Linked DNA regions of Mus musculus: regions 1, 3, 4 and 5 are each linked to region 2. The links are chromatin loops, found by intact Hi-C in ENCODE. Cell type or tissue: heart. All regions are shown on one strand. Region 1 has its middle 18 kb from the start of Gm26878. Region 2 has its middle 9.0 kb from the start of Foxf1. Region 3 has its middle 9.9 kb from the start of Cox4i1. Region 4 has its middle 35 kb from the start of Gm33199. Region 5 has its middle 53 kb from the start of Gm33579.

Evidence for each region. Hi-C counts contacts between places; a loop is a spot of excess contacts. Peaks named below come from ENCODE experiments on the same cell type or tissue, not always from the same donor. Only the 100,000 strongest peaks of a DNase experiment are listed, where the experiment ranks them.
Region 1: it touches region 2 in a loop (6-fold over the local background); 22 of 42 quality-filtered maps call a loop at or near these places.
Region 3: a loop joins it to region 2, with 5 times the contacts of the local background. A loop is called at or near these places in 30 of 42 quality-filtered maps.
Region 4: a loop joins it to region 2, with 8 times the contacts of the local background. A loop is called at or near these places in 34 of 42 quality-filtered maps.
Region 5: a loop joins it to region 2, with 9 times the contacts of the local background. A loop is called at or near these places in 18 of 42 quality-filtered maps.

Annotation. Positions count from the first base shown.
Region 1 is chr8:120,895,590-120,900,589 of GRCm38, forward strand. No RefSeq gene overlaps it. Among named protein-coding and RNA genes, the nearest start is that of Gm26878, 18 kb to the left of the region's middle. In heart, a CTCF peak has its summit at 2,618 (motif pointing right); a DNase peak (open chromatin) is centred at 2,652; H3K4me3 peaks cover 861 bases; H3K27ac peaks cover 1,471 bases; H3K27me3 peaks cover 3,828 bases.
Region 2 is chr8:121,090,848-121,095,847 of GRCm38, forward strand. It overlaps a transcript of Mthfsd not described here. Among named protein-coding and RNA genes, the nearest start is that of Foxf1, 9.0 kb to the left of the region's middle. In heart, CTCF peaks have their summits at 114 (motif pointing left) and 2,042 (motif pointing left); a DNase peak (open chromatin) is centred at 2,014; H3K4me3 peaks cover 337 bases; H3K27ac peaks cover 267 bases; H3K27me3 peaks cover 4,324 bases.
Region 3 is chr8:120,675,649-120,680,648 of GRCm38, forward strand. No RefSeq gene overlaps it. Among named protein-coding and RNA genes, the nearest start is that of Cox4i1, 9.9 kb to the left of the region's middle. In heart, CTCF peaks have their summits at 257, 2,967 (motif pointing right) and 4,971 (motif pointing right); a DNase peak (open chromatin) is centred at 2,963; H3K27me3 peaks cover 948 bases.
Region 4 is chr8:120,819,651-120,824,650 of GRCm38, forward strand. No RefSeq gene overlaps it. Among named protein-coding and RNA genes, the nearest start is that of Gm33199, 35 kb to the left of the region's middle. In heart, CTCF peaks have their summits at 1,892 (motif pointing right), 2,095 and 4,549 (motif pointing left); a DNase peak (open chromatin) is centred at 1,881; H3K27ac peaks cover 274 bases; H3K27me3 peaks cover 2,815 bases.
Region 5 is chr8:120,968,508-120,973,507 of GRCm38, forward strand. No RefSeq gene overlaps it. Among named protein-coding and RNA genes, the nearest start is that of Gm33579, 53 kb to the right of the region's middle. In heart, a CTCF peak has its summit at 2,043 (motif pointing right); DNase peaks (open chromatin) are centred at 1,984 and 3,784; H3K4me3 peaks cover 1,324 bases; H3K27ac peaks cover 1,203 bases; H3K27me3 peaks cover 2,526 bases.

The DNA of each region.
Region 1 (5,000 bases), 200 kb before region 2:
CAGTACCCACGTGGTGGAAGGAGAGAAACGATTCCCTGTTAGCTGTCCTGTCCCTCCTGCAAGTACACCACATATCCAGCAATCAATCACTCAATCGACGTGAAACAAGTTTAAGGCTCTTCCAGTTCCTGCTGCTCAAAGGAAGCCCTGGCTGCGCCAGCACGAAGCCAGGATGCAAATGAACTCAGAGCCTGCTCTTCTCAGGTCACGTCCGCTTCCGGGCACGACGCAGGGGCTCTGCATATAGTGGTGCATGGTCTCCGGAAGGTGGACAGGGAGGCATCTGTGAGGAGGCAGAGGGATTGCAACCAACCTAAGCAACTGTGTCTCCTGCTCAGGCAGCAAGCCAAGGACGCCACAGCGTCCCAGGATGGTTAAAAAGCCACTTTGTAGACAGCTGTTATCAAAGCTGCAGAAAGGTAGTTTCTCTGTCAGAAACGGCCCCACGCACTGTCCCAGTCACTGCACGTGGAGGGATTGACAAGACAGCTGCGTCCTCACTGTGGCTCTGACCTCCCTCTCTCCTCTGTGGGCTTCCTTAGAGGATCTCGCGAAGAAAAACCCTACAATGGAAACCCCATCCACCACGATTTCGGGGAGGAAGAGGAAGATGGAGAAAGATGGAGAGAGAGGGAGGGTCATCGTATTAATATGCCAAACACCTCATAAATATTTATGAAGATCCACAGGCAGGACCCCCTGGCTGCTTCCGCCCTCTGGTCAGCCTGCTCCAGTCTCTGCTTTGCTGCCTAAGCTTCTGCTTAAGGCGCCCACGTCTTCCTGACTCTCCATTGAATCCTTCCCTTCACGAAGACAGTGATGAGCGCAGTATTATCCAGTGATGGAGCAGGGAGTGGACAGGCCTGTGGTGCGCAGGCGCGTTGATGGTATTCAACTGTCAGTCCTCCCAGCGGCTCTCCCTAGTTTACAGATGCAAACCCAAGGCTCGGGGCAGGTGAAGGTGACACAAGATGGCGAGGCTGGTTCCTTTTTTGTTTTTTTGTTTTCTTCGAGACAGGGTTTCTCTGTGTAGCCCTGGCTGTCCTGTAACTCACTCTGTAGACCAGGCTGGCCTAGAACTCTGAAATCTGCCTGCCTCTGCCTCCCAAGTGCTGGGATTAAAGGAGTGAGCCACCACTGCAGGGCTCCCAGGCTGGTTCCTCACGTGCTCACGAGTCACTCGGATTTCACCGTCCAGGTGTCAGTAGACTGTGTCATTAGGGGTCTGGGAAACAGCCGGGGTGGGAAGCTGAGACTCAATCCCTCGCCCCTGGATATGAGGACCCCTGCCAGCTGCATCGGGTTCCCTGGGAGGCCCAGACCTGCACAGCTAGTCTGCGGTGGAGCGGGTGCACCAGAGGCTTGTCTGTGCACCCCGCACAGCTGAGCCTGGACGGAGAAATCCCACCAGGTTGGCAGCTAGCTCAAAGGGAGGAGGTCAAGAGCCTGTGCCTTTGGTCAAAGAGCCCTGACACCAGTGTGTGGAGAGAGGGCGCAGGAAGTTCACATCCACCATTGTATCCAAGACACCTACCTGCCTCACCCCGCTCCCATACGGATGTTCACTGTGGGATTCTGGCTTTCTTTGGAATGGACTAGTCTGCATTCTGAGACCTTGGGGTGCTACTTGCTGACTGTGTTATCTTGGACTCGTCCCTTGATTTCTGGGTAGCCTCAGTTTCCTCATCTGTGAAGCGGGCTAATGGCACCTGTGTTATACTTTCTTGTTGCTGTGACCAAAGCCCGACAAAAACATTTAAGGAAGGAAGGGTTTAATTGGCTTGCAGGTCAAGGGTACAGTCCATCATGATGCTGTGGGCATGGTGTCAGGAGCATAAGGTGGCTAGTCACGTGGCATTCACAGTCAGGAAGCAGAGAGATGATCGCTGGCGCTCAGCTCACTTCCTCCTTTTTTTTTTTTTTTTTATTCAGTCCAGCATCCCAGCCTAGGGAATGGTGCCACCCACAGTGGGAGTGACTGTTGCTCACTCAGTTAAATCTCCCTGGAAATGCCCTCCCTTAGATCCCATCAGGACCTGAGCCCAGTGGGGTGGAGTCCTGTTGGTCGGTCTTCCTTTCATGTATCTATGGCTGTGAGAAGGAACTGAGGGATGTGATGTGCCCATCACTTTCCATGATGGCCTCAAACCCGAGTTTTACATGATAGTACTTAATTAACCTTGAGACAGCACACAAACAGCCCCCAACATCTGCGGGTTTTTTTTTAACCACTTATGACATGTGTAGACTTCTGTACCAACAACAGTCACAATCAAAACAGCCCGTCACCACAGCAACAAACCTCAGTCCCATGCTACATCGTCCTGCCTTGCTGAAACATTTGTTAATTTTTCTAGTATACAAAAGAGTTAATTTGTTATAACATTTCTATACATGGATGCCAGTCACCCCAACCCTCTCTTACTCTTTCTTCTCCCCAAGTCTCCTTACCCTACAATATCTATCTGTCTGTCTGTCTGTCTGTGCATCTGACCATCCATCCATTCGTCCACCCACCCATCCATCTTAAACAATACATGAGAGGAATTAAGCATTATTTGCTGATCTTGCAAGACTGTCTACTTGTTCTGCTGTGCGTGACCTGGGTGCAGTACTCAAGACAACCAGAAGAGGGCACCAGACCCTCCCATCCTCGGAGCTGGAGTTACTGGCTGCTGTAAGCCACCCTGGGGATAGTGGGAACAGCAGAGGTGGCAATGTCCTTAACCACTGAGCCATCTCTCCAGGCTCAGGTGTTGGCCTTTCTTTCCCTCCCCTGCCTCTCTCCTCTCCTCGAATGGCCCTCCTAATCCCATGTCCTGCACATTCAGATCTAGATTTTGTGTGTGAGAAAAAAAAATCATGTCTCCTTCCTGAGTCTGCTCACTCTGCTTAGCATGAGGATTTCCAGGGATGTCCATTTCCTATGCAGCCTGTAACTCCCACGGCTGAGCCAACTCTCTGGGCCCATCTGGGGGACAGATTTCATCAACACCTTATTACTGAAACTCCATGCCATGTCTGGGCATGGCAGAAGCTGGGCACACACAACACACGGGCTGCCTGAACGCTGGGTATAATTCACCCCATCTGAGCAGGAGGGGAGGCCACTGGCTCAGGGTCACCCAGCCCCTGCCAGGACAAGCTGCTGGAGGAGGCATGCTCCTTTCAGTGGCGAGGCTCCATCCTGGATGCTTTCTGACCTCAGCCTGCTTTCTGTGGTTCAGAATTTAGAATCTAAATGTAGGTATTTCTGTTGTCCCCGTGATACTCTGGGTCATCTTAAGGTCTTTCTCCATCAATCTGCTGCAGTCTGAGCCTCCCCAGAAACAGGATTCTGTGGGGCAGCCACAGCTGTGCAGCTGTGAGACTCTGGCCACATCCACAAGGCTGATAAAAGTGAGAGCCAGGGCTCAGTGGAGCCTGGAGCCTGGGATGCCCGATAACCAATCCTGCTTTGATGTCCTCCAAGTTCAGAACTGGCCAGCCTCCTGGGCCGACGTTACGCGCTTGTTTATTTTTGTCCCGTGTAGGCTTTTTTGATTTCCTCTTCCCAAGCGGGACAGCCATTATTACTGCTGTCATTACCCCATTGGAAATGTTGCTAAACTCATGTCCCGCTCCATCCGATCCCCCTCCAGAGGGCCCAAGGAGGACCACCCACGGCGGTGGGCAGGCCAGCTCTGCATATCACGTTAGCCTGGGGAAGTTAGTAATTTCAACACACATACACACAACACGCGCCCACACACTCTCAGTACACACGTGCGCAGCACCCCCCCCCCAATAACTCAGACTGGTTCTTTGTAGCTTTGCCAACTGTCACCCCTCACAAGGCAGGCTGAGGATTTGCCTCAATGTCCCAAGAGCCTGATGGCTTCCAAGGAAGGCAGCTCGTGGGCAGGTTTCACTGGAAGGTTTACAACCCTTTGCTGCAAATGTGTTAAGTCAGAGAAGATGCAGCTGAGCTGCTGCCTCTGTAAATACCCGCAAATGACACAGTAGGCACAGCGATGGGGTCGGGAAACTGCCAGCCTGGTTGCCACTCCGTGATCTTCCCGTGCCCAGGAAGTGCCAGGAGCCCCCACTAATCACAGGGTCCTGGCGCAATCTATACAGAGGTTATACATTGTGTGTCTTTAGTGTTTACTCTCTGCTAGATACTGTGAGTAAAAATCCAGATGCACACATGCACATGCACATACACACACACACATGCATACACATAAATATGAGAATATACAAACATGCACACACATAAATATGAGAACACTTGTACAAACACACATACACACATAAATATGAGAACATTTGCACACATGCATGCATGTACACACATATGAGAACATTCACACACACATATGCACTTGAGCGTGTACATGCGTATGTGTGCACACACATGGGAATACACACACTTAGGCACATTCTGCCTGGCATCTGCCTGTCCACCTTTAGCATCTTCCCTTTCTAGGACTTTGGGGACATATTCCAATAGCAGCTGAGGCTAATAAGATCCAAACAGCTTTTTTTACCCAGCATCCTCCCTCTCTCCTTCTGGTCTCTTTCTCGAATACATCCCTGTAAGATTTTAGTGGCTGCTGTCTTCCAGTTCACCCTCACTGAGAACCCTAGAGAGTTCTCCCGTGAATCTAGCTTAACATTCACAGTCACGCGGAAGAAATTCTGAATACGATGGACCCCCACCCCCCTTTTTCCGAGGGTTCAACCGGTGGTGGTGTACTTTCCCTTAGAGGCCCGCGAGGTTATCACTCAGCACAGATTGGGCTCCAATATTGAGAGTTTAGTGGGGGATGGGCTGAGAGAGTTGTGGGATGCGGAAAGCAATGCAGCCAGGAGAAGGAAAAAGCTGGGGCCACAGGATTTGGGTGAGGAAACCCGAACCATGCCACCAAGATGCTGCAGATCGAGGACCTCTGAGTCCCCCGAGATGAGTGAGCACGGGTGCGCCGCCCACTGGACGAAGCACCTCATAGCTCTCT
Region 2 (5,000 bases):
GCAGGTCCTCCCCACAGCTTGACAGGAGTTGCGGTAAGGGCTGAAGTGAGAGGTCTTCCTTGGATCAACTCCTGGAGACCCTGCTGAGGTGGCTTGGTCTGGCCTCTGCTGCCCTCTCCTGCCTGTTCTGCCTTCAGTGGCAGCTTGGGAAAAACTGGATGACCAGGGTAACAGGCAGCATTCTGGAAACATTCTTATCCCAGCAGCCCAGCCCTCTCCACAGGGGACACCAAAGCCCACCCTCACAACAACCCCTTTCACTCTCCCCTCCCCCCACCGCAGGCACGAAAGCCAAACTCAGAGAGGACAGGGGTAAAATAAAGGCCTGGGGCTCAGGCCCTGGGCTTTCTGAGCCCAAAGCCTTGACCTGTTTCAATCTTGATAACCCATTGTCAGCAGAAGGGAAATGTTGAGGGAGTCCCAGCTCCGCTTTCCCACTGAGCCAGGAAGGGCTACAGCTCCCAGCCAGAGGACTCTGACTTCCCAGAGTCACAGAGACTGCCATTCCTATTTCCCCCCCAGGGCTCTCTGCCGGCTCCCTTTCTTCCTCCAGCCATTTGGTACAGTGGAAATAAATGTCAAGCAAAAGTTGACACAGGACCGGAGAAGCTGTGAATGGCAGTAGGGTGTGGCTGCCTGATTCTGTTTCTCAGATGTGGGCTCGCCTTAAGGAGAGGAGGGGGTCTTCTTTCCTGCAAGCACCCTCCCAGGGGCGGGGACGGGGGTCTGCAGTACCAGTCACTGGACTCTGAGCTACCGAAGAGAAAGATGGTGGCTCCCTGGAGCTTTAACAATGAGTTTTATTTCCAGCTTGTATTTCCTGACTTCCCGCCCACTCCTCCCCCCCGCCCCCCACTTTCTTCCATGGGTATTGTAACCAGGGTCTCACTCTTAGGGTGCCATGTACCATAGATCTCTGCTCCCAAGCCTGTGATACTTTCTGGCCTGCTTTGACAGCCCAGAGAGGAATATGATCCAACAGGTAATGGCTACAGATGCCCAATCCACCCACAGGGAGCACCCGTGGATGCCTGCCATTGGACTCCTCCATAGGGGACAGGTGGGCACAGCCCTGCCATTGCCAGTTGCTGTCCACAGTTACCTGGCTGGCCATATAGAAGACGCCCACTTTGAGCAAAGCATGATGGAAGGGTTGGCTTACCAAGGTGGGACTGTGCGTGCTTTGTTGAGACCAGATGCGGGGTCCTGCCGCTGTTTCTAGTACCTGGAAGGCTCACATGGATCCCCTGAAGGGATGTCACTGGGCTTGGGTCACCCGAGAGACAATGGGGTGTAGCAGTCTGAACTGAGCAAGGAGTTAGCCCTTCTAAACTCAGCCATAGTGCCGGCAGGGCCATTTCAGTGGTCTGTTTGCCTGGCTAGGGCAGACAGTACAGCTGGGACCCAGCCCGCATTGCTCTAGCATAGTTCTGTTGTTCAGTGGCCTTGTGGTGACACAGGACTGGCCTGGGGAGGGACCATATGCTAAACCTCTCTGAGCATCTTATTAAAACTACTGACATCACACCGGGGAGGCAGGGACCCCATGTTCCCTGACTGTCCCAGGTCACGACCATGTGGAAGAATGCCAGGTTCTTAGATGTCCCTGTAAAAGGACAACTCGACTGTCTTTGGGAATGTGTCCTGGAAAGCAAGTTCTAGACGGGCACATGATGTCTCTGGGTTTCTGTGACGGGGGTGGGGTGGGGTGGGGGGAGCTGACAGGCCTGGGCTCTCACTGGACCCCAGCATTCGCTCCAGTAGTGGGGCTGGGTCAGACAGATGGACCTGAGTGTGACCTTCCGGCTACACGGGAGGGAGGGCAGGGCAACAGGTAGGCAGAGGGCGGGTGTGTGTGTGTGGGGGTAGCAACAGGCCATACTTAGTTGCGGTGTCAATACAGGGAGAGAGCTCAAGGTCAGGCAACCCTTGAAAAGGAGAGGGAACCTCGGAAACTGCCTGAGAAGCTCCGAGACTACCCTGGGAGTTTGTCCCTAGCTCTCTCTCACGAGGAGACAGCGCCGCCTGCTGTCCGTTTCTTACAGTTCATGTTAGAACTCCGGAAAGCGGCAGGCATATGTGCCCAGATGAGCGGACCCTATAGAAGGCCCTTGGTTTGGGAGAGTTTAGGGGAAATTGAATTAATTGTCTTTTCCTAGTCGCACGAACGATAGGGCTTCAGAAAAGTGGAAGGTTGAAGTCACTTCCAGCCCAACCCCAGGCGACTTTGTGGCCCGTGGACCCTGCACATGGAGACCCTGTGGCCCCTAGAGAAGCAGGTAACAGATGTGCTGGTTCAGGGCTCCAGTTGGTCCACTGGGTGGAGTTCCTTGCTCCACCTCCTCCTAACTTTGCTCCCCTCCTCTGGTGCATGGTGGGTGACCTAAGAAGTCTACTGCAAGTCTCAAAAGCGTTAAGAAAGAACTCAGGCACAGAGAGGGTGAGCCGTTGCCTGAGGTCACACAGCTAGAAGACACTGCAAACCCAGCCCACCCTTCGGGCGGAGTGTGGCTCCGACTTGGAATTCTTCAACCACTGAATGTTCTCTGTGTTCTGACAAGCCGCTACGGCTTCCAGTTGGCCTGAAGGCCCCTGCTTGTGGCAGGTCAGTGTTCCCCCAGGGAACAGTTTTTTCCACTCAACAGGGCCAGGCTCCAGGACTTCAGCCAGTTCTGGCCTGAGACCCTTCTTTGGAAAGCTGCTCCTTCTGGTGGGTTTGTTGGACCTGCAGGTGGGAGCCATGTTAGACCTCCAGGCCGGTGCTTATGGCTTCCAACCACCAAAGTGTGGCGCATCCATCCACTCCACACAGACACACGTCAGCTCCCATTTCAACCCTCGAGATCTATGACCCTGAAAAAGAAAGGGCTCCATTCACAGGAGACAGCCCTGTTCCTGCAAGAGAGCAGAAGTGCAGCTCCTTACTTAAATCTGCTTGTCTGAACATCTCTGTGGCGGTCCTGGGGTGACCCAGACTCTCTGGGGTTTGGCAGCATGGTAAGGATGGGGGAGACCTCCAGTGTCCTTGGGACCTCCAGCATGGCCGCCACAGGAGCACCGAAGGACAGCGTCCAAAGCCTAGAGGTGAGAGGCTTGAACCAAAGGATGCAGGACAGGCCCAGTACCCTGGGTGACCCCCATGCCCATGCCACAGACCAAGTCCATGTTTCTTCTGCTGTAGGAAGACTGACGTTGCTGCACAGGGGAGGGTAGGTTTTCTCTTCTGCCAAACGCCCCTGGCTTGATCCTGCTCACTGGGGGGGTAAAGAGCAACTTGGCTCGGCTTCTGGGACTCAGCTGCCTGAGGAGCCTCAATCGCAATTGTAATGGGGGTGGGGGGTTTTACGGTGCACCCTCTTCCTATACCCTGTGACTTGCCATTCTTCAGAAGAACACCTGATTTATGTGTGCCCATAACCGTCTGAGAGGTGAGACTATAGGATTCATCACCAAGGAAGCAAACATTTGCCCCCAAGTTTAGTGGCTTAAGACCATAAGTCGTTTTTTATACAGCTGCCTCAGTGGCTCCTCGGGGCTCTTCCGCTTGGCCTGGGATCTCTTCCAAACTGGCACACGGTCCTGGCAGTGCTGGGCACCTGGCCCTCTCTCCATGGGGCAGCCCAGCACCATCACTACATGGGACTGGTCTCCAGATGTTAAGCCAAGTATGGTATGACTTTAGCCAGACTTGGGGAGATGACTTCCGGTGGGAAGGGCTGGAGCATTTCCTAGGAAGCTGCACCAAGCTCCAAAGGGTGCTTCAAGTTATTGGGACACCTTTCTCCCAGTCACAGGAAAGGGGACTCTGGAGTGTGAGGTCCGAGGGCAGCTTCTACTAAAGAGTGCCACGGACTGGGTGGCACCTACACCACAGCCCTTAGATGTGGGTCTAATTGCAGATCTACTTTGTAGAGAGCCTCTGATATTTTGGAAATTTGAAGTTGAATGTGGTGGGAGGCACAGGCAGTCAGATCTCTGTGAGTTTGAGGCCAGCCTGGTCTGTAGAGCAAGTTTCAGAACAGCCAGGGCCACACAGAGAAACCCTTATCTCAAAAAAAACAAAAAACAAAAAAACAAAAAAAAACCAACAACAAAAAACAAAAACCAAAAAAAAAAAAAAACAAACAAAAAACAAAAAAACAAAACCCAGAACACAAAAGGAAATCCATAAGTAATAAAATTGATGTTCTCTTTAGGGCATATCTTCTATCTGAGGTGCTAGTCACAGAGCACAGATAAAGGCGCTGGAACATGGCTGTCTTTCCTCACTTCTGCTGGGGCTCTGAGGACAGCATCAGGCCCAGGTGCCTGGGATGTGGGGTTGCCAGGTAACAGCATCCCAGCTATCCAAGACCCACCATCAGGCCAGGACTGGGAGGAGAGCCTGTGTTGGCTCCTTCTATAAAGACAGAAAACTGCATCTCAGACCACAGACAACCATCAGGCCTGTGTCTTTAAATGTGTGTTTTCATGGGCCTGGCCATCCAGAGTGCTGGGATGGTCTGTGGGTGCCTAAGGGACAGACACCCTTCCCCAAACGGGATGGCTGGTCTTATACCAACTTGACGCAAACTGGAGTCATTTTTGGAAGAGGGAGCCTCAATTGAGGAAATGTCCCCAGTAGGCAGGCGTGTGGGCAAGCTTTTGGTGCCCTTTCTTGATGGATGGCTGACCGGGAGGGCTGTTCCACTCCTAAGTTGGCAGTCCTGGGCTCTACAGGAGAGCAGGTTTAGCAAGCCATGAGGAGTTCTCCTCTATGCTCTCTGCATCAGCTGACTCGCACCCCTGCCCTGACTTCCTTCAAGGACAGACAGTGATATGGACAGGTAAGATGCCATGATATGGACAGACTTTCGGCCACGGTGTTCTACAGAACAGAAACCCCAAGACCTATAAAGTAACCCCTTGGCTCAGCAGCCTCTTCTCTAGAGTTCTAGCCTTCAAGCCTCCCATCTCGCTCCTCAGAACAATGGTTGCTGTTGCTCTGGCCTCTCCTGCTG
Region 3 (5,000 bases), 420 kb before region 2:
TGAATAGAGGTAACTTTGGGGCTGTGCAGAGCAGGCCAGGCTCTAACAGCTGGCCAGGCATGGTGACACTGTCTCCACACCAGCACTTAGAAGGCAGAAGCAAAGCCAGAGTGATGACAGTAAGTTTGGGGACAGTCCGGCTGACAGAGTGTTCTAGGCCAACCAGGGCTACGTAGACCCTGACAACCAAATTGCAGTGAGAAAGCTGGGATGTGGCCGGTAAAGGGATGACTGCCCAGCATGCCTCATGTTCCAACTTCTGCCACAAGCTGGCAGCAGCAGAGCTGCAGCCTGCAGAGCAGTGGCTCTGTGAGTGCCGGCCTGGCCCCTGATGAGGACTTGGAAGATTCAGCCTACTACCTTGTCCCATGTAAGCACCAGAGACCCTGTCTGGAAGGGAAGAGATCCTTGAGCTTGGACGGTGCTCATGCAAGAGGGGGGCCTAGCGAAGCGTAGCTGTGACACGGTGGTCCAAGAAGTCAAGCAGGGCCTGGGCTCTCTGCATGGCTACAGCAAGCCGAGCAGGAGCCATGGTCCCGCTGTGGTTTCTCCATAATCTAGAAAAATCTGTTTTTATTTGTTTTTTTTGAGATTTTCATATTCAACATGGTTTTAATTGGGGTTCAGCAATCCTAGCCTGTGATGAGTCATTCTCGTTGACACAGGGTTTGAGTTGACATCCACTTTTCTTTTTCTTTTTTCTCCTGGGAGCGTATTAATGTCCTTAGTTGTTGGGACAAACATATAATCGTTCTTTTTTTTTGTTTTGTTTTGTTTGCTACAGGGTTTCTCTATGTAGTCCTGGTTGTCCTGGAACTAGCTCTGTACACCAGGCTGGCCTTGAACTCACAGAGCTCTCCCCTGCCTCCACCTTTCTGGTGTCAAAGGCATGTGCCACCATGCCTGGCTTCCAGGTTTTTACTGGGAGCCTTATTGTAGGATTAGTGGTTTGTGGAGGAGACCGGTCATGGGTTTTCATTGAAACTTGTATACTTTTTTTTTTTTTTTTTTTTATTTATTATATGTAAGTACACTGTAGCTGTCTTCAGACGGGCGTCAGGTCATATTACAGATGGTTGTGAGCCACCATGTGGTTGCTGGGATTTGAACTTCGGACCTTCGGAAGAGCAGTCGGGTGCTCTTACCCACTGAGCCATTTCACCAGCCCCGAAACTTGTATACTTGATACTAGTTTTTTGGTTCCATTCTCTCTCTCTCTCTCTTTTGTTGTTGTTGTTACATAAATTCAGGTCACAGTGATGGCTGTTGTTTTCAATGGAGGACTTAAGTCAGAGGGTTGAAGTGTCACGTCTCTCAGGAACTCAGGTCCCCCCCCCCCCCCCCGAGTCAGCTCGGACCTTCTGCCTGGGAGCACAGCTCCGTCGTGAAGATTTCTCACATCCTTCCCTAGGTTTGCAGCTCCTGTCAGAGCCACTGAAAGACATGGAACTTCCCTTTGCTGTGGACCTAAATCAGAGCCAAACCATCCTGCAGAATGCTAGGAAATGTCCTTTTTTTTTTCCAAGATAGTTTATGCTTCCCTGGGACTCATGACAACCCTCTGATATTAGCACCCCAAGTGTTAGCATCCCGGCATGCACCACCACGCCCAGCTCTACTGCACTGTTTTTATGGCAGCATGTCTAGTCCGCATGCGCAGAATGCTGTTTCTCCGTCGGCCAGTGGTGGGCCTTTGGCTGTGCACCTGCCGCTTCTCTGCTCATTCCTGTGCACCCAGGTGCGGCACCTTTCTTTCTGGTCACCTTGTTTCTGGTCACCTTGCACTTTTATATTCTTTGCTTTCCGACTGGGCACCACTTACATTGCCGCCGCTGGCATCTGAGAAGCGGCCACTGCTGAGCACTGGCAGGGGTCGCACTCCATTAGGCCTGGGCTGGTGGGAAGTCACCTTGGACCTCCTCTGAAGCTTCCCCAGGACTGGGGTGGAGGAGTCTTGGGGCCCACACCATGGCATAAAGTCTTCTCCAAAGGGAAGGGTCTCAACAAGCGCAAATGTCCCTACCCCTTCTGGAGCAGTACAGGGCTTGAACCTGGGGCCTCTCATACACGCGCAGGCAAGCATTGGGTTACTGAGCTCCATCTCCAGGCTTTGTGCTTGTTCTTTAAAGAAGAGTGATTTCAGAGCTGGGGAAATGAATCCGTGGTTAGCAACATGTTCTGCTTTTCCAGAGGACCTGAGTCTGGTCCCCAGCACCCACGTCAGATGGCTCCAAATTGCCTGTGTAACTCTAGCTCCAGGGGACCTGATGCTCTCTTCTGGGCTCTGCCGGCACTTGCGCTGCCAGAATCATGCCCCCCATAAACACAGCATTAAAAAGAAATCTTGTGTTTTTGGTTTGTGTTTCCTGAGACAAGGGTTTCTCAGGTGTCATTTTTGTAGACCAGGTTGGCCTTGAACTCATAGAGATCCACCTGCCTCTACCTCCTGAGTTTTGGGATCAAAGGCATGTGCCACCACATCCAACCCTAAACCATCTTTAGCAGTGTAGTGGTTCCTGCTTTTAATCCCAGTACCCAAGAGAGCCAGGTTTTTGAGGGCAGCCTGGTTTACATAGTTTCAGGACTACATCCAGAGAGATCCTGTTACATCGAGAGCATTATTCGTTTAGTATGTACTTTGTATATGTGGGTGGGTACGTGGGTGCTATGTTGAGTGTGCAGCGGTCAGAAGGCAACCTGTGGGTATCAGTTCTCTACTACACAGGGGGTCCAACTCAGGCCGTTCAGGCTCTGCAATGGGAGACTTTCCTGAGGAACCACCTCGCCGGTCCATGCTTACGTCCTTTGTCATTCCCGAGACACACAGCTCTGGCCAAGAAAAGGGCCTAAAGATACCTTTTCAAAGGGTTGTCTTCTGCTCCCGGGCCTCTTCACTGGCCCCTGTCTCCTGAGTTTGGCACCCACCACAGCTGTTTCCATGCACTGTATTCTCAGCTCTGGACAGCAGGGGGCGCTCGGAGATCTAAGCAAACCGTGTAGAGTTGGAGCATCCGAAATCTGAGCCAAGACTGACTGATGTGGGAGTCAACTCAGACTCAACGACGTGGGAGCCTCCCATGTTGGTCTTGTTGGAGCACCTGGGACACTGCCTGGGACATAGGTACTTCATAAGTGCTTAGTAAGGGAAAACATCCAAACCCTATGGGTGGGCCCACCTCGAGGGGGCTTCTAAAATTACTTCATCTTTTTGTTCTTTTGCTTCCCTTCCCCTATGAAGTCAGCACTGAAATCAGCCAGACCTAAATACCTCAGGGTCTCCCTCAGCTGCCCGCTGAGCTAGTGCAGGCTGTGGGCAGCATCTTGCTTTGGGAGGGATATTCTGGGTTCCACTCCTTTCGGAAAACACCTGTGCCAGGTTGATCTAGGCATGGACGAGGTGAGACTTGGGGATGAGCATAGAAAGCAGGTATTCTCATCCTTGAGGAAACTGTTCCTTTAAGAATCCGATGGTTGGGCTGCAGAGATGGCTCAGCGGTTAAGAACACTGACTGCTCTTCCAGAGGTACTGAGTTCAATTCCCAGCAACCACATGGTGGCTCACAACCATCTGTAATGGGATCTAATGCCCTCTTCTGGTGTGTCTGAAGAGAGTGACAGTGTATTCACATACATTAAAAAAAAAAAAAAAAGGGAAGAAAAGAAAAGAAAAATCATCCAATGATTGATAGTCGCTTGGTATGGTGGCAATCCACTGGTCGCTGGCTGCTTGCGCTTTCCAAAATGGAGGATTTTGAACAGAGGGTAAAAATCCAAGGCAGTGAGGTTTCCCTAAGCTTTCCCAGTTTTTGCAGTGAAGTTCCACAGTGTGGTCATTTAACCGTGAGTTTCGACCATCCTTGTGACAACTCAGCTCTGAGTGCTGCATGACGTTTGCTGACACCCATGGGGTCCCGAGGCAATACTGGTAGAATAGGCTCAGCAAACCTGTAACATGCTCACACAGGATGCCCGGCAGGCCCCTGAATTCCTGTGGTTCCTGGTGGAACAGTTTTCATGGTCACTAGAGCCTCCTTAGGAACGGGACACAGGACTCTCAGGACATCTGGAGTTTGCACTGCTGTCACGGTGCAGGTGGTAGTAGGACTACCTGGCAACCAGTGATAAGAGCTCAAAGGTGGATAGTCTGGTGCTGTGGACTGTCAGGTTTCCCCAGTGACCTGAGTCACTGCACACTCACTTCTAGGACTCCCCTGGGAAACTGGCCTCACATAGGTGTGGCCCCTCCATCCCTGAGGTGCTGAACAGGGTCCAAGGGGGCAAACTGACATTAATAAGCCTGTTGGTTTTCCTGGAAATTAGGCAAGTTGGGGGTCACCACCCTACCTAATGGGGAGCCCCAGCCTTTGGACAGGCTGGAAGGGCAGGGGTGCAGAGTTTGTCACCACCTAGCAAGTAGCTGTAATCTAGTGTCTATGCATAGCCTATGATGGTTATATGACTAGCTCTACGCTATCCAGAGCCATCTAGGAGAAAGCCTCCGAGCACACCCATGAGGGATCGTCTTGACAGGGTTAACTGGGTGCGAAGCCTTATCTTAAAAGTGGGCGGCACCATTTCCTAGGCTGGGGCCCTGGACTGAGTTAAGGGAAGACAGTGAACTGAGTGCCGACACTCACCATTTGTTCCTGACCTCGGATGCTGCGTGGCCAACTGCCTCTTGCTCAAGGATGGCTTCCCTGCCGTGAATTATGAGCCCAAATCAACTCTTTCTTAAGCTTGCTTTTTTTTTTTTTTTTCCTCCGAGACAGGGTTTCTCTGTATAGCCCTGGCTGTCCTGGAACTCACTTTGTAGATCAGGCTGGCCTCGAACTCAGAAATCCACCTGCCTCTGCCTCCCAAGTGCTGGGATTAAAGGCATGTGCCATAATTTCTCAGTCACAGGAAAAAAATCACTGACATATGGGAAACTGGCGGTCACATCCCGAGTGAACAGCAGGGGGTGCAAGGACTCCGTGCTAGGCCTGGGTCTCCAGTGGCTC
Region 4 (5,000 bases), 270 kb before region 2:
CATACTGTGTGAGTGCGGAGGACCTGGGGTAGACTCTTAGATTCCATTTCACCTATGGTAGCTGGGCCCAGTCCCTGTGGATGCTGAGGGGAGGCTGTGATTTTCTAGAACCTGTTCAACAGGCCTGGATAGGGTAAGGTAGACCCCAGACCTGAGCTGCCTTGCCCTGGGTCACAGGTGACTCCCAGAGGGGCTTCCAGGTGGAGGTCTCCCTGCAGTAAGCTCAGGAGCCCTGTAGAGTTCCCTACTGGAATGCTAAGCCTGAGTCCCCTTCCAGTGGCCTGGGGCTCTCTCTGCCTCTGTAACAACACCTCCCCTCCCCCATGCTGATATCACCAAGAGGCAGAAATCCAAGGGAAAGGTCATGTCATAGTCAGGAGCTGGGCCTGACCTCCTGGGCCCCCCATAGAGACCACTGTGCTGAGCCAGCACCAGCCTGCCAGGGGCTGCCTGGCCCTGGTGTCTGTTGCTGGCCTCTGACCCTGGGGGCAGAAGTCAGCTGGCCTCTATTGTCATTGTGACCTACACAGCAAAGGCAGGCCCCTTCCTGAGAGGAAGCTGCAGGGCAGCTGGTGGCCTTGGACCCTGAGACCTCTTTGCCCACACAGCCAGACCAGCCCACTGGAGTCAAGGCAGAAGGAGAGACAGGGGTTGCTAGGGTGCAAGACACAGCACACTCAGGAGAGGCAGGTAAAAATAGGTGAAGCTCCAAGATGTAACATCAATCAGTTTTAACCCCGGAGTGCTAGAACCTTCTGGAAGCTTCTTTTCTCTCTGGCTTCAATTTTCTAGAGACTGGAGGGAGATGCTCAGGAAACAGGGAACCCCAGAAACCTTAGCCTGGCCCCAGAGTCGGGAGCCGCTGTGGTCGGCACTGGGATGGAGGCTTGAGGGTAACTGTGAACTGGTGCCTGGAATCCGTGACACACAGCACCCCCAAAGTCTGTGGCTTAGGTTAATTCTCAATCTGCCGCACTCTGGGTGGGCTGAAGGGGGCAGCTGGGCTCTGCTCCACAGGGCTGAGGCTGGGCCAGAGGACCCCCTTCTGAGATGGTGCTCCCAGCCATGTGGGGCTAGCTAGAGGCTGTGGGCCAGGGGAGGTAGGGGTTGGGCTACGGCAATGCAGAGCCTTGAGATGAATGTTGGCTTGGATACCACCTGGTCTGTCCCCTCATGCCTCCACTGGTTTCCTTCTGTCCCCTAATCCCTGACCAAGGTCCTCTGGCTTCATCTCCAGTCACTTGCCACAGCCCCCACGCTGGCCTTTGAGTGGGATGTCCCCTCTGCTGGGAGCATGCTTCCCTCTGCCTGTCCCACAGAGGGCCACCTCCCTCTGACACCGCGATTCCCTGTCACAGAGTTTACTTGTTTGGTAGTTTGCTGATTTGCCATGGTCCAGACAAATCCCCGCACAGAGCAGAACTTCCTCACACCGCTCTTGCAGCATTTGCATGCCCAGGACAGTACTCAGTAGAGAGCAGGAACCCAGGACACACGTGGTGTGGGCAGGTAGGAGGATGGATGGATAAGACACGTTGGACTCTAGCTCAGGGTGTCCTGGAACTGGTATCCTCCTGCCTCAGTGTTTCAAGTGCTGGAATCACAGGCATGTGTCCCCAACCCAGCTAACATCACACCTCGAAAAGCATTTCTGTACTGAGCAGGATGCTTGCATGTAATGATTCACTCAGAAAGCTGAGGCAGGAGGATTGCTGTGAGTTTAGAGTCAAACTAGGCTACAGAGTGAGACCCTGTCTCAAAGAAAGGGAGAATGAACACACTTCCGGGTTCTGAGCAGGAGCTCCCTTTGGGATGGGGTGGGGTGGTGGTAAGGGTGGGGGAACAGAGGTAATGAATGTCCCATGTGAGAGATGGGGACAGTCTAAACTGTCAAGTTTCCATGCCATTGTCTGTCCAGCAGAGGGCACCAGTGTTCCTTTTTATCTTCGACCAGTTCACTCACACACACACACACACACACACACACACACACACACACACACACACACAGCTTAAGCTGTGGCTAGCCTAGGGATGGACACTAGAGTCTGAAGATCCCAGAAGCCTGAATTCTGTAACTGTTACAGCCTGTCACCATTCAGCCTGTCTGCCGGTGTCATAGCCACAGAGCCTCTGAGATGTCACAGTGAGCCTGGGAGTCGTTCCGGAGAGGGCAGAAGAAGCTTCAGAGGTGGGACTTATCTGGTTCTAATTAGCTGTGCGGCCACGAACAAGTCACTTAACCTCTCTGGTCTGCTTATTCTTCTGTTCCATGTGGGGCTGGATTAACTCATCTTGACATTCCTTTCAGCACAAGGCAGTGGAGAGGGGAGGCTGTTGGCTGGTGCTGGGGATGACGCAGTCTTGGGAAGATTCCCATAAGTGCTGATGAATCACCAGGGATGAGGAGTGGGCCTGGAAGAGCTGCAGCCATGATTTCATGTGTGTGCACAAATCTGTGTGATCATGTGTGTGCGTATGTGTACATGTATGCATGTGTGTATGTGCATGTGTTCATGTGTGTGTGTATGCATGTGTGTATGTTTATGTGTGTATGTGTATGTATGCATGTGTGCATGCACGTGTACATGTGTTTGTGCGTGTATGTGTGTACATGTATGTATGCATGCATGCATGTGTGTGCATGCATGTGTACATGTGTTCGTGTACATGTGTTCATGTGTGTATGCATGTGTGCATGTGTGTATGCATGTACATGTGTGTATGTGTGTGTGCATGTGTTCATGTGTGTGCATGCGTGTGTGTGTCTTATGCAGAGACCAAGGTCCCATCACCTATCTTCCTCTATTGCTTTCTGACTTATTTTGTTTATTAAACGTTTTATTTTAAACATTTTAAATTACATGTGTATGGATGTGTGGCCAATTACAGTTGCCTGAAGAGCCCAGAAGATGCCCTGGGGCTGGATATCCGGAGCTGCCTGCTGTGGGTGCTGGGAACTGAACCCAGGTCCTCAGGAAGAGCAGCCAGTGTTTCTAATGGCTGAGCCATGTCCCCAGCTCATGTTTTGAGACACAGGGACCCTCTGACCTCTGCTTCCCCAACACTGCAGGTGCCTTTCATGCTCCCAGCTTTCCATGTGGGTGGTGGGGACTGAACTCAGGATGTCAGACTCCCATGACTACTACTCCCTGAGCCACTTCCCAGCCCAAAGGGCTCCAGGAAGGTGGGCTTCAAAGGAGGCGGGGTGGGGGTGGGGCTTGGTGTCTACCCACAGCTTCCAGTATCTCCTGGAGTTTAGTCTTTAGGGTCCTGTGAAAGTTCCAGGGATCATGAGGGCACGTGGGACCACAGAGGGATAAACAAACTGGGGTCTGTGGTGTTATAGGGTGAAACTCACAGGACAGGAAACCACTGTCAAGTATGCACCCCAGTGAGTGAGCTTGTTTTGTTTCCTTTAAAAAAAAAGCTGCTTCATTGAGGGCTTGGGGTTTTGCTCATGATAGAGCCCAGGCTTAGAATGCCCCACATGGGGGCTAGAACCATGGCTTAGTGGGAGAAATGCCCTGCCTCAGGTCCCCCAGTGAGTTTTGGGGGGCGTGACTCAGGGTTGGAAGCCCTGCCTAGGATCTCTCAGTGAGGTGTTGGGGGGAGGGGTGTTCCTGCCTAGTGTTCCCCATGAGGTGTTGGGGGTGTGGCTTAGGGATGAGCCCCTGCATAGGCCCCTCCAGTGATTTTTTTGGGGGTGTGACTCAGGAGTAGAGACCCTGTATAGGATCTCTCAGTGAGGTATTGGGGGAATGGCCCAGCGGGTGGGGATCTTGCTTAGTGTCCCCCAATGAGGTGTTGGGGGAGTGGCTCAGGGATGGAGCTCCTGCCTAGAGTGCCCCAGTGAGGTACTGGGGCGTGGCCTAGGGGTGGAGACCTTGCCTAGAATCTCTTAGTGAAGTATTGGGGCCCAAGGGGTGGGGTTCCTGCCTACCGTCCTCCATTGAGGTGTGGGGGTGTGGCTCAGGGGTAGAGCCCCTGCTCCACAGGAGAACTGCGCAGTTGCGCGCTCCCCTCCTCTTCTCATTTAGCTCATTAGCAACTTGTCTGTAATGAAAAAATGCTTTTACACTTTTTAGAGATAATTCACTTAAAAGCCACAGCTTGGATTTTAAAACAAACAACAGTGGGTTAGAAAGCAATCCAACTCATTTACTAGAGACTTTTTCCCGCCACAGAAGCAAAGCAAGATACAGACTCCCCAATACATAAACATTTCACCACCAAGCACCCCAGCCACCGTGAAAGAAAGGGAATGCTATGACTGGGGGTGGGGGGAGGGGAAAGTAATACGCCATGCTGGTAGGGCTTAAAACATGACTTTTCCAGAAAATGCTGCCCCCTAGCGTGGCGATTTGATATGCATGTAATTGGTTAGTTTTGTGCCTGTGCCTGTGCATGCATGCGCCCTGTCATTTGGGGCTGGAGAGATGACTTGGTTGCTGTCTTCTAAAGAACCAGTGTTTGGTTCCCGGCACCCACTTCAAGCAGTTCACAATCATTAGTAATTTCAATTCCCAGAGATCCAACGCCCTCTTCTGGCCTCTGTGGGTACTACACCCATGTGCGGCATCCACACACATAGAAACATACATATAAAAATAAGTATGTTTTAAAAGTTGTTATTAGAAGTCACACCCACAAATAAAAACTTGGTTATTTCTTTGCAACACGTGACTCATCAATATCAAATCACCTTAAAGGGGGCAGCATGGCCCAGCGAGTAATCTCAAGGAGGTTATTGTTAAATTTTACCTCCATGTATGTCTGAGCACTGCGAGTGTGCCTAGTACACTTGGAGGACAGAAAGGGGCATCAGATCCCCTGATACTGGAATTACAGATGCTCATGGGCCTCTATGAGATGATGTGACTTGAACCCAAGTCCCCTGGAAGAGCAGCCGGTGCTCTAACCACTAAGACACCTCTTCCGCCCTTCAAGATACCTCCAAACACCTGGGGAGGCGGCTGTAGCCTCTGCTCCCTGTGAGG
Region 5 (5,000 bases), 120 kb before region 2:
GCTGGCGGTGGTGGTTTCCGATGGACATGAATAGACGCTCTCCTGGGGAATGTCCTTTCCTGTCATGTTTCCGACTCTGATGTCCCCAAGACAAAGGTTTATCCCTTCCAATGTGCAGGACCTTGGGGACCACAGCAAGCATCCCCTAGACCTGAGGTTTAAAAACACTCTCAGCTTCCCATAAGCCTCTGGTCTGAGCAAAGCCTCTACACATCTCTGGCTGGCTCTCCCTTCTCCTCTCTCACCTCCCCTGTGTGCTTCCTCCTCCTGTGGGCTCAGCTGCTCCAGACTGCAGGGTACCCTGGTGTTAGAAGCTCCAAGCTTTGTGAATGGTCTGGCCCTGTTGGGGCAACCCCAGGCTTTGGGGAGCTTCCCCTCAAATCAGGAGGGGTAAGGCAGCACCTGGCAGGCGGGAAGTGCATTTCTTTCTCTTCCTACTGAATCCCCACAACTCTGGCTGTCCCTGCTGCGATGGCCACATGGCATCGCTCTTCTCTCCCAGGTTCCAGAGACTCTGGAGCTGTTTCTCTTGACAGTGCAGTCCTGGAGGCCCTGGAACCTAGGGGTCTCTCTGTGAGTGAATGCCAGCCTGCCAGCAAGCCTAGGAGAGCACAGGGTCAGAAGTGAGGGGACACTGGACACTGTTCCCCTCCTCACGAGGAGCAGCTCAGTGCCAGGAAACTTCTCTCTGGCAGCCACAATGGAAGTCACAATGTACTGCCACCTCAGGATGGTGCCTGGAATGGGACTCACCTGTCTACCCCTCGGCCCTCCCACTCATCTCTCCATTCATTCATGCATGCATGCATGCATGCATACACACATACTTTCCCTTATCACTCCACTCATGTATCACCAACCCACTCACCCACCTACCCACCTCTGAGCCTAGCACCTCTGAAGACAGCCCGGAAAGAGCATAGGCCCTGAGCTTCTTCACCTGGCCAAGCATAGCTGCAGACACTGAATGCCACGTGGGTATCTCTTTCCTCTCTGGCCTCCTGGGAAAGTGGCACTCCTACGTATACAGCAAGTGCCGTTTCCAGCATGCCCCCTTGTTAGGCTGCTGCTGGATGCTCTCTCTAGTCTGGGGCTTTCTGGATGGGGAGGAGATGAGAGTGTGTTCATTCACGACCTGCCCAGTGAGGAAAATTCCTGGAACCAACAGGCAGGAAGGTACCCAGACTGATAGAGGTATAGCACTGTGGGGAGGAGGTGAAGCGGGAAGGAAACTGGTCGGTTTAGCGGGGAGTGGGGCAGGGACTTACTCTTTCTCAATCATGGGTAGGCATTACACATAGGAAAGTAAAACAGACTGGACGATGCCAAACCCTGACCTTCCTTCAGTGATACAGGGCTCACAGATGCCACCCCAGCCCCCCATTGACTCAATCCCTGCAGTCCTGGCCCCATATTGGCAGCCTCTGCTTTAGCTGCAAACTTGAGGTCCTTCTGCCACAGGACCTTTGCACATGCTGCACCCAATGTGACTAAACTTCCCCAGTTGTCTCTCACTCTTCTTTTCTCCTTGTGTCATTCTCTGATCTCTTCCCACCCTTCATGGGGTAAAGTGTGATTCCTGGACAAGCTGGCAGATCTAGGTCACCTCACACCAGGAACACCTCACACCAGGAACACCTCCTCCCTCTGCACTCTGGGTATGACACACAAGAACTGCCCTAAGGCTCCCCCCTCCCCACCAGGCCCTCCCCACTTGCCATGTGTGAACAAACCCCTGTGCTGCCAAGAACCTCTGAGCAGGGGCAAGGTTGGGGGACTTGGGCAGTGGAGACTTCAAGCTCTTTCTCCAAGAAGCCGCTTCCTGGGGTCCTGCCCCAGGCACAGGCTTCTCGGTCATAATACTAGATGAGATGCCTCCGGGACACAGATGAGACAGAGAGAGCTGGTGCACAGGGCCGTAAACCGCAGGGTCAGCTGCTCCTGACTCTGGGGTGGATGGTACACCCTGACCAGCCCCAGACCTCAGCAGGAAGTTCCTTCCCTTCAGGCCCACAGCTGCAGCCACAGGCATGCACATCTCACCACCAGGGGGCGCAGAGGAGCCCCCATCTCTGCATAAGGTGAGCTCCAGGTAGGTCAGCAAACCCTTGGGTTTCATCTGAGACACAAGAAAACCTTGTGTTTTGCAGACCCAGAGAGCCCCTCAGGACCAGCCTGGGAAGGTCATGTGTGTTTAAAAATCCCTTGGTTGGTTCTGGCAGGAAGGAGTCCTCAGACCTCTGGGAATCTTGGAACCACAGGATCCCGAGATTTAACATAGAAACTATGGAAAGAAATCCCACACCACCACCACTCAGAGAGGTGAGAGCTGGCCAGATAGCTCAGTGGTTAAGAGCATGCGCTACTCTTTGCAGAGGACCAGGTTTCAGTTCCCAGCACACACAGTGAGGCAGCACACAGCCACCAGTAACTCCAGCTTCAAGGCACCTGACACCCTCTTCTGGCCTCCACACAAATATACACATGTACACACACACACACACACACTACACATACACCACACACCCTCACACACACACCACACAACTCAAAAAGAAAACTAAGAACGGAGGGGGAAGAAAGCAGCAGCACCCCTGGCTCTTGTGGCATGCACTCCTCTATGGCCAGGGCTCAAGAACAGAAGGATGGCTGGGCTTGCCTGTCACCACAACACTGAGAGAGATAATGAGGGCAGAGATGGGCAGGTGCCAGTGTACTTTCTCTGTGAATACCAAGAGCACCATTTTTACTAAAGAGTTTCTTGAGGCAGACTATGGTCTCATGTAGCCCAGGCTGGCCTTGAATGCCTGTTCATCCAAGAATGGCTTTGAACTTCTAATCTTCCTGGTTCTGCATGTTGAGTGCTGGTGTTTCCTAGGTGTGGCACCACACCCAGTTTATATGATAATAGTGTGAACCTTGGGGCTTCCTGCACTCTGAGCAAGAACTCTGCCAACTGAGCTACATCCCTAGCCCAGGGGGAAAGTTAATTTAATATTAATAAATACAGGTAGCCCCACATAGCAGGGAAGTGGTGTGAACTGGGGCACACCACTTCTGCTAAAAAGATAAGTGATTGACAACTGATAGACATTGCTGGGGATACTAGATTCAATTAGGAACCTGTCAGTATGTAGCAGGGGCTAGCCTTGGCAAACTGCCAGTTTAAAGACTCATCTTCACATGTGGTGGTGTGTTCGGGAGGGGCAGAGAGATGACTTGAGGAGGATTGTGTCCTCCGCTGACAGTCTGTAGTTGAAACTGCTTCAAATAGTTGATTGACAAAGGGAGACAAAGGGAGCAGCTAACCCCACCCCATCCCCCCATTTTACAGACAGGAATGCTGAATCTCGGGGACTGGAGCTGAGAGAGGTGAAGTGAGTCACGCAAGGTCACACAGCTCTTCTGTGGCAGAGCTGAGGCTGGATTCATGTTCACGAGTGTTTCCTGTGTGTGACGCACCCAGCCCCCACAGTGAGCCTGGGAAGAAAGGTTCTGGCTGGGCTCGTGGGCAGTTCTGAGAGGGGCGGCCCGAGATGACCCTCCCGAGGAGGACCGAGAGGACACTTGTTCCAGATTTGCTCAACCAGAAAGCTAACGTGCACACACAGCTGGTGGCCTCTGCGTCCTGGCCAAGTTCATCCTGACATAAGACAACTCACAAGCGTGCTCCGTGGGGACCGACTGTTACCACGGTGCCATTCAGCACGGTTTACGATTTTCCTGGAGCCTCTCGGCCGCCGCCGATGCCAGAGCGCGAGCCAGAAAAAGAACATTCCTGGGTGACGCAAATGCAGCCGGGGCCGCTACAGGGGCATGCCCTTTTCCTGCCCCGGGAAGGGTGGGGTGCGGGGACCAGAGCCATCCGCCATCCAAATACAGAAAGAGATGAGTGGACCTGGTGTCTCAGCGTCCAATGCCCCGGGAGGTTCCAAAGCCCCCAAGTACCGGTGACTTCATCCACTCCATGGCCATTCCGGAGAGGACGCAGGCGCAGTCTCAGGAGTGAGACCCCCCTCGGGGCACAGGACGGCCAGGACACTCGCTGCCTTATTTTATTTCCAGATAAAGTTATTTTTGTGGAGCTGGGCCTGCCAGCGAAGGAGGAGATAAGATCGGGCTGCCTTACTCTGCCAGATGGCTGCGGGGATGCAAGCAGCGGGGCTGAGGGGACAGGGCAGCCCTGAATCCAGGCAGCGATGTGGTCCTGGTCAGAGGGAAAGCCCAGAGAACCAGGAGACCCAGAGCGAGGGAACTGTGTGTCCCTAGCTGCCAGCCCCACCCCCCCACCCCCCCCCCGGATTTGGCCACAGAAGCCACGCGACTTTAAAATCATCGAAACAGAAAAGCAAGACTGTCTCCCTCAGCTTTTCACGGGGTGGGGTGGGGGGAGGGGGTCTTGTTGTTGTTTGTTTGTTTTATTTGGAGGGACTTGTGGATAAGAGCACGAACATGACCTGGCGCATGTATGCAGGTCAGAGGACAATCATAGAGTCCATTTTCTCCTTTTACCATGGCCTCAGGAATTGAACAGGTCCAGTGGTCAGGCTTGGGGACAAGCGGAGCCCACTTGCTGGCAAAGATGTCCCCACCAAAGGCAAGGTCCTGTCCTCTCACTCAGCGCAGAGGTGGATCTGGGAGCCTGTGCCCAGCAAGCTGTTGGTTCAGTTTGGTCCCTGGAACCCACATACAAGTGGAAGGAGAGGATTAACCCCGCCCCCAAAGCTGTCCTCCGCCCTCCGTGTGAGCACTGAGCTGTGGCGTATTGTATTTGACATAATAATCAATACATTAAAGAATAAGGCTGGTGCCCCCTCCCTCTCTCCCTGGCCTCTTCCTCCTTGCTCTGCCTCCTGTGTGAGGAAGACAAGCACTTAAGAGATGCTGAGGTCATGAAACACAAACGTGTTCACACCCACCAGCCCCTCCCTCTGTCAACTCAGTCTCCATCCCTGAGCTGGATCGCCCCATTTCACCCTGCTTTACCTTGAGGGTGGCTT